Linked DNA regions of Homo sapiens: region 2 is linked to region 1. The links are chromatin contacts, found by Hi-C or POLR2A ChIA-PET in ENCODE. All regions are on one chromosome and are shown on one strand. The core of a region is the stretch at or near the end of the contact, and the rest is flanking DNA. Distances in the headings are between cores, read along the strand shown.

What was found. Hi-C counts contacts between places; a loop is a spot of excess contacts on that map. ChIA-PET counts read pairs that join two places held with the same protein, here RNA polymerase II (POLR2A). Pooled maps may share reads with other maps.
Region 2: a map of ascending aorta shows a loop between it and region 1 (3-fold over the local background). The contact joins the enhancer-like site here to the promoter of PCDH8 in region 1. A Hi-C loop is called at or near these places in 2 of 168 maps with a recorded cell type or tissue (ascending aorta and endothelial cell of umbilical vein), 15 of 37 single-sample maps with no recorded cell type and 6 of 50 pooled maps. POLR2A ChIA-PET finds 5 or more read pairs at or near these places in 3 of 52 experiments (B cell, IMR-90 and WTC11).

Annotation. Positions count from the first base shown.
Region 1 is chr13:52,846,583-52,852,462 of GRCh38, forward strand. It overlaps PCDH8 (protocadherin 8), which reads right to left and starts at 2,058. Exons shown (of 3, transcript NM_002590.4): 1 at 1-2,058. The coding sequence starts at 1,854. RefSeq lists enhancers at 243-1,131, 1,132-2,021, 2,152-2,446, 3,792-4,086, 4,761-4,970.
Region 2 is chr13:52,919,518-52,925,741 of GRCh38, forward strand. No RefSeq gene overlaps it. Among named protein-coding and RNA genes, the nearest start is that of PCDH8, 74 kb to the left of the region's middle. RefSeq lists enhancers at 1,635-1,684, 5,966-6,224. Within about 2 kb of position 1,859, at least 2 of the 41 ENCODE cell types and tissues checked have a DNase peak (open chromatin) inside an H3K27ac peak, as active enhancers do.

The DNA of each region.
Region 1 (5,880 bases), core at 808-3,307:
GGAGCCATTGGCTGGCGCCGGGTGCACCAGGACTGGCGCATGGTCGTTCTGGTCCAGCACGCGCACTTGCACTAGGGCGCTGCTGGAAAGCTGAGGGGAGCCGCCGTCGCTAGCTTGGATGCGAACGTCGAGTTGGCGCAGCGTCTCATAGTCGAAGCTGCGCAGCGCGTAGATGGCTCCGGTAGCTGGGTCCACCGAGACATAAGTGGACACGGCGCCCCCGGCGCGGCCCACCTCGGCCTCCAGCAGCCGGTAGGTGACCTGGCCGTTGCGGCCCAGGTCCCGGTCGCGGGCGGCCACCGTGGCCAGGTAGGCGCCTGGCGGGTTGTTCTCGCGCACCGACACCTCATAGACCGGCCGCGTGAAGAGCGGCGCGTTGTCGTTCTCGTCGCCCACACGCACCGTGTAGGGCCGCACTGTGCGCAGCGGGGGCGCGCCGCGATCCTCGGCCACCAGCGTCAAGTTGTACTCGGCGATGCGTTCGCGGTCCAGCGACGCCGCGGTCACCACCAGGTAGCTGCCCGCGTAGGCCGGCTGCAGCCGGAAGTGCTCGTGCCCATAGAGGGCGCAGCGCACTTGCCCGTTGGCGCCCGAGTCCCTGTCCGAGGTGCTGACCAGGGCCACCAGGCTCTCGCGCGCCGCCCCCTCCGGCACCAGCGAAGTGGCACCAGCCTCCGGCGTCCCGGCTCCCGCCGGCGAGCTAGCGTCCGCTCCCCCGAGTGCAGCGGCGGCGGCGGCAGCGGCGAAGGGTGAGGTTGCCGGCGCGCCTGGGGCGGCCAGCGGGGTGATGGCGATGTCGGGTGCGTTGTCATTGACGTCTCGGATGCGCACGATGACCTTGCAGGTGGCAGCGCGGGGCCCGGGTCCGCGGTCCTGCGCCCGCACGTCCAGCTCGTAGGTGTCCTGACGCTCGTAGTCCACGGGCCCGGCCAGGGTGAGGCGGCCTGATCGCGGGTCAAGCCGAAAGAGGCGGCGCGCCTCCGGCGGGGTGCGGGCGCCAAATGCGAACACCACGTCGCCGTTAGGTCCCTCGTCGGGGTCGGCTGCGTCCAGGTCGAGAAGCAGGGAGCCCACGGGCGCGTCTTCCGCCAGCTCCACTTCGGCCACGGCGCCCTGCGGGAAGGCCGGGCTGTGGTCATTCGCATCCAGGACGCGCACGCTGAGGGCAGCCGTGGCGGAGCGCGGCGGGCGGCCGCCGTCCTGGGCCACCAGCTCCAGGCTGTAGGCGGCCTGGCTCTCGCGGTCCAGCTCCTGCAGCAGCACCAGGTCTGCGCACTGAGCGCCGTCCGCTCGCGTCTGCAGCTCCACGCGAAAGGGGCTGTGCGGCTCGGCCAGGCGCACGGTCTGCAGCCCGTTGGCGCCCACGTCCTCGTCCACCGGCACCTCCAAGGGGATGCGCGTGCCCACTGCCGCACCCTCGGACACCTCTACCGGGATCTGGGCCCTGGGGAAGCGCGGCGCGTGGTCGTTGACGTCCCTCACCTCTACCTCCACGTGCACCAGCCGGAACTGCTCCTGCGAGAAGCTGACCACATCGAAGGCCAGCACGCACTGCGGGGCCTGGCCACACAGCCGCTCGCGGTCCAGGCCGGCGTCCCCGACGGTCAGCTGCCCGTCGCCTTCGCGCACCCGGAGCAGAGAGCTGTTGAATTGCTTCATCAGGCGGAAGCTTGTGTCACCCGATACTTTCATATGCAGGTCCTCGGCCAGGGTCCCGATGACCGTGCCGGGGGCATCCTCCTCGAAGGTGCTGTATCGGACTGTTTTGCTCTGGGCCACTGAGAGCACCCAGCAGAGGCTGAAGAGCTGCAAGGGGAAAAGGCAGGGGCTGCCCCAACGCCTCACAGGACTCATGCCTCCAGCCTCAAGTGCGATCCGAAAGGCTAAGGAAGTCTTCTCTGGTTTCCAGGTCGGGCGTCAGTCTCAGGCTCTCGGAATCACGCTCTTTGCGAGCCCTGTGCGGGAGAAGTCTGCGGGTAGCAGCTCCGAGCCTCCAGCGGGCTCTGAGGACGCGCGGACCCGCCCTCACTCTGCGCCTCTCCGTCTCTTACAGAAGCTGCGCCGCCTCGCGCCGCCTTTGCCTTTATAGCCGCCGATATGCTAATCACCCGAGCCGGGTAGCCAATGGCCGCCTCCCCCTCGCGTCGCCCCTCCGCCTGCCTCTGACAATCCCTTTAATGTGGAAAGGCTTAGAGGGGAAAACAAGAAAGGAAAATTAGGGAATCTTTCTTTTGTTTAACTCCTTTTGCTTTTTCCCCCTTTTCTTGTCAGCACCCTGCATGTAGAGGAGTTGGCACAGGGCTCCAGGAGTAAAAGGAGCGGATGGTTTTGTTAATTGTCGCCTGCCTCCCTCCGTGCCGCGGCTAGAACTAAGTGCGAACACGCTGGGGTTTCACCCCAGTGGCTCCTGATTCCGCCTTCCCCCAGCCCCTGCCAACACACACACTCTGCATTTTGCACCTCTGACGCTTCCAAACCCTTGCAGCCCCCTACCCACAGACTTGCTCTGCTGAATGAGGCTCTGCTTTCCTTCTCTCCTAGCTACGGTGCCTGGAATAGCCTCTCGATTAAGAAGCCTGAAGGATAAGGGAAAATTGATTTTATTCAAATTTGTGTACTCAATTGTGTTTTGCTCGTGTGAGCCCCAGTGATCAGAGCTGCCACTTCCCTTTCAGAAAAGAGCCCCGCGATATGTTAGTATGCACGTCACTGTCCAAGTGGCCTTCTTAAGCCCTGGGAGCTAGCAGGCAAGGAAAAAAAAGTTCCAAATAGGATTTAGCATAAGCTTGAGGAGATTTGGAAAGGTTTCAAAGATCAGACTGTATCAAAGGCTTATGAAGCCCTCGTTAGCAGTGGAAATAGAATGGTGTGGCAGGCGATCCCATTGGAGGCCCCAATGTCTGTATTATTTCACTGTGACAAGCTAAGGGGAGAGAAAGTTGAACAGTTTCCACAGCGGAGTTGGACTAACTTGAATATAATGAGCAAACGCCACATGTATCCATTATGTTCCTCTATTCATCCCCAATCACTGCCATAACTCTCCGGCTAAACGGTGATGGGCGCTGAATTCCACACAATACCCGGCTCGTATTAAAGTGCATTTAGAGAACTTTTTCCTCCTGATGCCTTGTTCCGCCTATTTAGAGGATTTTCTTTCTGTTCTAATAGGGCCACTCTGGGAAGCAACACTCGTCCGGTTCCAGAAGAACAAAATCACAGCGTGACGTTGAAACCTGGCAGGAACGTGGGGGGAACTTAACCATCTGCTTAGGAAAGTGTGGAGCTTCGGCACTGCCAAAATCTGGGCTGGGCGGATCCTGGGGCTGGCCGGGCGCTGCGCTGCCCCACAGATAGCCCCCTCCCATCCCTGACGGCCAGGGAGATGGAGCTCGGATCTGCAACAAGACGGATTCTTAATGATTCTTACTGAAGGGCTTTATTGAGCAGGCTATGCAAATACACACGAAGGAGGAAAGGTAAAAAACAAAAGCCACTCACTGGAAGAAATTTTTCTTTTTAGGCGATAGGTTTGGTAAGTAGATTGAATTCAGTAAACATTCTTCAGAATCCCGATTTTGGTCCTGCTGTCAGCGTCCTATCCATGTTTTCCTTTCCCTCAAACTCGAGGGAGTGTGTTTTGGGTTTTTTTTCAGAAGAGGGTCAGGAGTTTCCTTGGAGTAGGGAGACCAAGCAGGGAGCTGGGTGGCAGGGATGAGAGGTGCTTGGAATTGTCAGAGAGCGGAACATGCAGCTCCAGCCATCCATAAATACAAGCTCTTATAAGACTGGGGAGGGGGATGATGAGTGGCTGGAGACTTCCTCAGAGGGGTGTGTCTCTGGGTTCCCTTCTCCACCTCTTCCACCTTGTAGTCTTGGGAATGCTAAAAGCAATAAGGCCAGGCATCTGCAGCCGCGTGGGGACGTGGAAGGAGGAGCGCCCCCTACAGGAGCCCAAATCGCAGCCCTTTCTTCCGCTGTCTTCCATCTCCCAAGTGCGATTTAGTATGTAGCCCTCCCACCGTCCCCGCCCAAGAGATATTCCTTGGGGGGTACACGCAGTCGAAGGAACTTTCTATTTTCCTTCCGAGCCCCGCAACACTCCCACCCCAACCTGGGGCTGGCTGGTGACCTTTAGCGCCCCTAGGCTAACGTCATCTCTCCTCACCCCTCTTCCCCCGGAGACCCAGACGGGAACAGGTTCAGAACTTGGCTGGTGGACAGCGGCCTCAGCGCTTCCGCTGGCGTACCCAGGGCAAGGTCAGGCCCGCCTGGCGCTGCTGCTGCCGGGCGGAGGACCCGGAAGGTGGGGAAAGTGGGTGGAAATGGGGCCGGAGTCCCAAAGGAAGGGATTTCAGCGGTTTCCGCGAGCACAGCCCGGCCGCGAATGGCTGGGACCCGGACCTCGCGCCAGCGCCCCCTGCGCATCTGCACCCCGCAGTTCTGGGCTGGACTCGGGAGCCCCGCCACGCGCTAAGTTTGGGTTTTTCGCTTGGCCAGAGATTCGGAACTACTTGCAATTTCTACTCAAAGTGCTTCCGCGTCAGCATGCTCATTCTCAAGGCTGAAATAAACCAAGGCGTGCTTGAAAGTGGGAAAAGGAAAGGGGAGTAGGGGCAGGCAAAAGCCAGGAGGCGGGAGGAGGGGTGTAGGGTGGCTGGTAGCAGGTCTAAAGTGTTTTTTCCGCGGCCAGGCCCTCGTCGATCGGAAGTAGCCACGACGGCGGCGGCGCCGGGAGGCTGAGAGCTGGGAGCCGGGGAGCCCGGGAAGGGAGCCGCGAGCCTCCAGCCGCCACCGGCGCGCACAGGTCTTTCCGTGCCGGCGGTGGAGGTGTGAAGGCACGCGAACACCGTGAGCTCCGGGCCGGCAGCGGACAGCCACTCGATTATGGAAATACGATTTAAAATAGCACATCAACGTCCGCAGCAACTCCCCGGGAAGGAAAATATGTCCGGGGAGGTGGCGCTGGAGAGGAGTAGGGGAAAGGGAGGGGAGCTCGCCCGCCCGGGTGCTGATCAGGCCTCACAAAAGCCGCTCGAATCGCCTTGTTATCATACCAAAAGGTCTGGGCAGGCCCAAAGGAGCCCCTTTCTCTCGGTTTTAGCAACTTCGCCGGCAACTGTCTCGCAATCTTGAGAACAAACACAGCTCCACAATGGCCGGCGTTTTCTCGGAATGCAAATGTTGCGGGCTCCGCAAAGCTGGGTTTCTGTTACCGAGCCTAATGCCGGCATTGTGAAACTCGCGTGCAAACACCAAGATTGACATGGGCGTCACGTGATGGATTAGGGCTCCAGGAAAGTTTTCAAAGAGGCGACAATGGGGGGCTCAGACTGATCTGATATCTCCCACAGTTTAGCGGGAAAGAAAATCAGGATATATTCTCATATGTAATAGGATTATCTTGTCCATTTCAAGTTCTATACAGCATGTAATTTATTTTTAATTAGGATTATATCTACCAGGAAAGGGTACTAGACTTCACTGGAAAGTGTAATTCTAAGGATGGATGAAGAGGGGTTATTTTTTAAACTTTTACTTTTTTTTTTCCTTTAAAAATAAGCCCAGGGCCCTGGTTTTTCCTCCTACAGGCTCACCATTGGGTAAACCCCTCAGGGAAGTTTGCAGCAAGTGCTTGGCCAAGCAAAGAACAGAGGAAGCTCTTCGGGGCATCTAATTCATTTTTGTAGTGAAAACACACTTTGCAAAAATCTCATCAAATTCTGAAGCCTCTGGGTTTTCTGGGGTTGGTGCACTAGAAATGCAACCAAGCTGTTTTCTACACTCCAAATTCTTTTTTTTTCTTTTTTTTTAAAGTTATCTCTCTCTGTGTGTGTATTTGTTGGGCTGTCAGTATAGGCATGGTGACTTTTAAACTGT
Region 2 (6,224 bases), core at 609-3,108, 73 kb after region 1:
AGTAGCTCCCCCTTTCATTCTTAAGAGTGTCTCAGTTTGAATGGTAAATTATATGGTCTCCCATGATGGTCAGTTCTATGTATCAACTTGGCTATAGTATAGTGCCCAGTTACTCAGTCAGAGATTGACTTGGGTGTTGCTGTGTAGGCATTTTGTAGGGGTGATTAAAGTCTATAATCAGTTTACTTTAAGTAAAGAAGATTATCCTAGATAATCTGGATGGGCCTGATTCAATCAGATGAAAAGCTTTAAGAGCAGAATCCAGGTTTCCCTGAAGAAGAATTTCAGTCTGTGGACAGCAGCATCAGCTCCTGCCCAAGATTTCTAGCCTGACCTTCCTGACAGCCTGCCCTGTGGTTTTTGAACTTTCCTAGCCAGTCCCTACAGTTGCATATGCCAGTTCCTTGAAATCAGTGTCTTAACATGTATACCCTGGTTTTGTTTCTCTGGTAGAATCCTGACTGACATATCTTCCTGCCCATGGAGCCATCCCTGCCTGTGCCACAGTGGCCCAGGGAATTGGGGTGAGCTGGGGTTGCTTTCTTCCAGGGCTCTGGACTGGAGGCAATGGGAATTTGGAAGTTGTGGGGGATTTTTTGTTGTTATGATGATGGAGGACACTATTGAGACTTAGTGCCCAGGTGCTAGGATGCTAAATGCTCTGCTCTGCATAGCAGCCCTACGGAACAGAGAATTGTCTTGCCTAAAATACCCATAACACTCCATTTAGAAATATGGGGGCTTTTGTAAAGTGGGAACGGTAAAAAGAGAGGGCCAAGGGAATTGAGGACTCTGGCAGAGGGTTGCTGACATGAAGGGCGAGAGACCCAGGGTAGGTTAGGAGGGAAGTGAAGAAAGGAAAGCACTCATAGGGGATGAAGGAACTGGAGGTCCTAATGGGCTTGACAAATAAACAAGAAAGAAAATAAAATAAATACAGGGGAAAAAATCATAGTAGAGAAAAAAACAAAATCACACACACACACACACACACACACACACACACACACCCCCCCTAAACTATAACTTCTCTGTGAGTATGATGACATAAAAACAAAAAAGTTAAAACAGTTTGATTTGCTGGGGGTGGCAGGATTGTGGGTGAAATGTGGCGAGCCCATAAACAAGAAAGGTGCTTGGAGAGGAGGTTGTCATCTTGGAGTAGGATGCTGGAATGAGTGATTTTGGAGGTGAAGTAGTTTCCATTGGTGACAAAGTCCATGTGTGACCCCGGAGGTAGGGGGTAGAGGTGAGTATAAGAGTCCACAGGGACTTAGGTCAAGAGCCTGACAGATGGGTGATCCATACAACCTCCGCCTCCCGAGTTCAAGTGGTTCTCCTGCCTCAGCCTCCCAAGTAATTGGGACTACAGGCACACACCACCACGCCCAGCTAATTTTTTGTATTTTTAGTAGAGATGGGGTTTCACCCTGTTGGCCAGGATGGTCTTGATCTCTCGACCTCGTGATTCGCCCACCTGGGCCTCCCAAAGGGCTGGGATTACAGATGTGAGCCACCGTGCCCGGCCCACACTACTGTTTTGATGGAGTGGAAGCAAGTCCAAAGTTGTGAGGAGTAAATAAATGATGGATTGAGAAATTCTCTGTGAACCCTCAATGGAGTTATTGTGCAGAGCTTCTATAGAAGGGGACCTGTCTCTTTGTGCTACGTGTTTATCTGCTTGTCTAGGGGAAGCCAAAGCAGATTCTTGTCACCTTCATTCTCAGTGTTGGGGAAGTATGCTGCTGGAGCGTGGCCTTCACCTTTTCTATGGCCCCTCTCAGCATCCGAAGCACAGCAAGGTATCACATGATGTGACTGTCACTAGTAAGCTCATGTGACATGACACAGGGAGGACTTATCCAAAACAATAAAGGGAACTGAAAGTCAGAAAGCAGAAGTGGCCACATATTAGATTTTGTATGCATTCATGGGTAAGCTGAGATTAAACCACTCAGCATTTGTTCCTAAGTGCGAAGCCAGAGAGGGCTCTGAGGCAGAAATGCTCAGTGTTCACCCACAACTAGAGTGACCCTGCTGTGATTTCTGCCTTCACAACCATGTGGATTTAGTGCCTTCCCCAAAACTTGTTTCTCGTTGAAAGAAGGAGGGTCCAAATGCCCACAGTCACAGGATGATAGATTCAGTACAAAGTTATGGAGACAGTATGGGCAGGCATGGCCATGGTCAACCATTGGCCAAAATTCAAGGCTGTGGAACACATAGAGCCTCTATTGAGGAGGGAGCTTGTTCAGACTTTGCTATTAGGAGACTCTTTTTACTCAGAAGACAAAGCAACATATTCTTTGTGCTCCTTTCTGCATTTCTTCTCCAGCTAAGTGCTGGTGGCTCTTACTGTGAGCTTCGTGGGTTTCACTAGAGCACTGTGGGCAACTCAGACTGCTGGTCTCTCACAGGACTCCTCTGAGTGATAATTAGATGGTATACTTTATGAGCTCATGGTAGACAGTCTAAATGTAATTGTAATAAAGTTTTCTTCATGGCAGCTTAACATACTAAGGATAGGAACATCACTTCTCAGCTAAGGAGCTAAGTGCAGAGAAGGCCAGTGACTAAAATGAGTTCAACCAGTCAGTGGCTTGGACTGGCTCTGAAGTTGCAGTTGTTGTCTAATGACAATGGTATTTGAGTGTTTACTATAAGTGAGGTGCTTTGCGTGGTTTATTTTGTTATTGTTTTTTATAGAGATAGAGTCTCATTCTGTCACCCAGACTGGAGTACAGTGGCATGATCATAGCTCACTGTAACCTTGAACTTCTGGACTCAAGTAATCCTCCCACCTCAGCCTTTCGAGTAGCTGGGACTATAGGCCTGTGCCATCGTGCCTGGCTAATTAAAAAAAATTTTTTTTTGGTAGAGATAGAGTCTCACTATGTTGCCCTGGCTGGTCTCAAATTCCTGGCTTCAAGTGATCCTTCCACCTCGGCCTCCCAAATGCTGGGATTATAGGTGTGAGCCACCACACTCAGCCAGCATGGTTTATTTTTACTGTTTCTTACGACTGTCCTATCATCATCATCACCATCATCATAATCAACTCTGCATATTATGGGACAAGAAACTGAAAAAAATTTAAATTAATTTTCTCGGAGTTGGATAACTGGCAGATGGTGGGATTTAAACTCAAACCATCTGGCTCCAGAATGGGCGTGCTGAACTCTTGCCTTGTGCTGCTCTGCTCTGTCCTGTCTGCTTGTACAAATTCACTGCCAATCCGTAGCAATTCCCCTCTGCTAGGTGCTGTGTTGGGATGAGAGTTATGAGCATCTGCAAGGTACCAGAGAAAGTGATAGAAATTGATGGGCACAAATATGGGAATAATGCCAGATTGCTGCAGAGTAGCCATACCCTGTAACTGCATGTGAGCATCTTTTATGTGAATGTCAAGGTTGTGTTGTGGGGTGTTCTGACATGGCTACCCTGCTGGGGCCTGTGAGATTAAGATAGACCCCTCTGGGTAGGCTTGGTCCTGTCTGTAGGGAGAGATTATTCCTGGCGTCTATCATTTTGGAAAGAGACAGATTCTTAGGAACCAAACCATGGGGATGGAGAGAACTCCACCCTGTCTTTTTGCTAGTACTCTGCAGACTCTGAGGAATGACAGTGTCTGGGATTACACCCTGCATGGGGGATGTTGAGGGTGGTGGCTTTCATGCTGAGGTGAGGGAGAGAAGGGAGGAGGAGGTGAGTGCTATGGTGCTTGCCAACTGAAGAGAAATAAGCAATATTTTACTAGAGGGATGAGCTAGATTTTATATATGCTTTGTGCTTTTCCATTTTGTTACCCCCAGCCATTAGTAAAGACTTTTTGATTATTTCATCTCAGAGCTAGCTGTGCTACCATGTATATGGGGAAGAGGTAGCTTGTGAACACTTGGGTTTGACATAAAGAGGGAACTGCAGTGCCCCCTTGAAACAAACATGGGACTTGTTTGGAAAGCCCAGGAGGAAGGTGCAGTTCCCTACATAGAGTCCCAATGTCCTAATAAGTGCTCCCTCCAGAAGAGGCACCTCAAGGGTTACATCTGGAGGTTTGGAATTTTGTCTGAGGGTGGTGGCATTTCCTTCTTCCTCCAGGCTAACCCCTGCCCCTTTTGCAGCCTGACAGCTCTTTTGGAGGAGTGAGCTGCCCTGGAGCTATGAGGGCAGAATTCTTTCATGATCCACAAAATCCCATAGATGCCCACCAAACACACAGCTCTCCATCACTGTTGCCATCAGCGAGAGTTATTGCAGAGAGAGATTTAAAAAATGTAATTACTTTCCTATACAACTTCATAACAACATGAAAAGATTGAAGTTGAAAAAAATTCACCCACAATCCTGCCACCCTCAACAAATCAAATTGTTTTAATTTTTTTGTTTTTATGTTATTATACTCATAGAGAAGGTATAGGTTAGGGTTTTCGTGTGTGTGTGTGTGTGTGTGTGTGTGTGGTGTTTTTGTTTTTTTCTCTACTATGACTTTTTTCCCCTGTATTTATTTTCTGTACTAGAAAACATCTCTATTTTTTATTTGATTTTTTTCCCAATATGTTCCAGATTTTCTGGAACAATCCACCCTCATTTATTTCTGATCTTCAAATCATTAAATGTATAACAAAATGTGAGTTAGTTTTATACACCTCTGTAAGGTGATAGAAATAAATTCATTCATTAGGAAGAAATTTTTTGTCACACTTTTAATTTTTTATTATTGATTTTTTCCATATTTCTGCAAAGTGTTTGTAATTATAGTGCACAGATTCTTAACTGGAGGGTGATTTTGCCCTGCGGGGGACATCTGGCCATGTCTAGAGACATTTTTGGTTGTTACCACTAGGGCATGAAACCCCTACCACCTAGCAGGTAGAGTCCAGGAATGCTGCTAAACAATCCGCAATGCACAACACAGGGCTCACCATGAAGAAAGATCTGGCTGTAAATGTCACTGGTGGTGAGGCGGAGAACTCCTGTTGCAATGTGAAACGGTGACTTCATAGTCCTAAGAGCAGATGCCTGCTTTACTTCAGCCTCCCCTTCTCTCCTTGCTGGACATTAGTTTTCAGTCCCTGTTTTTCAGTGTTGTAATGAGCATATTCATATGTCGAGGTCCGTCTTGCTTTGAGATTGCAGTGGATTATTGCAAAGGGGATTGCCAGCCACCACCTGGCTCCTCTGAGGGTGGAACTCAGACCGGGTGCTCTGGCTTTCCTACAAACAGCTCAGGCTGATTGTAATTCCAGTTACTGAAATCTAGAGGAGCAAATTCCCAGGCAGCAGGAATACAGTGGTGCAGGCATGAAACTGGGAGGAGAGGCAAAAGCTGGAAGGCAAACCTTTGGGAGCAGTGGGATTCAGAGATTAGGAAAGTGAAATGGATTCACACTGATTCTAAAAGCATTTGCTTAGGGAAGTCAGTGTGGGCCTACCAGTGCCTGGCCGCACCCAGCTAACATTGCAGCCCTCTCCACATTTCCTCTCCATCTTCTCTGCTTTATCTTTCTCTTCAGCAGTCATTACTATCCTGCATGCTATCCATTTCGCTTATTTATCTTAGTTATCTTATGCCTGCTTTGTGTACTGCAGTTTCCCAGCACCCAAGCAGCTCCTGGCTCGTCAGAGGAACTCAGTGCCTATTGAGTGAATGAATGAATGGATAATTCACAGACACATGGGAAAGTTTTGCTTTTAGAAGAGCCTCACCACACTCATCACTCCCGGACCTGGTTTCTCTCTTCACTCTCAGAGGAAGAAGGATCCAGAGAGAGAGAGGAGCAGAGAGCCCAGGTGAAAGCACTTCACCCTCTGTGGGGAGCAAGGAAAGTGAGGCCATCAGAGGGAGGTACGGATGGGAACAGCTGCAGCCTGGCAGCTGTGTTTCCTCATTCCTGAGGCCTTCATTCCTCTATCCTGGGAGCTGTGCCCAGCGTCACAGGGGCTGCCCTGCAGCTTCCTTTTCAAGTCCTCCTGGATGCCATGAGGCTTTCTTTGTAGCCCTGTCCAAAGATGGCAGCCCCATTAGCCAGTTGTCTTGTGCCAGCCTTGGGGATCCTCCCTTGAACTCATTATGGGCCAGATTCCAGTGATCCTCAAACCAGACATCTTTGGCCTCTGTGTGAGACAGGCTCCTCTTAAATGTTCACAATCACGCTTGATCTGATGTTTCTGGAATTGTACACGTTCTTGTCTCATTAAGAAAAAAAAAGACCTCCAACCACCTC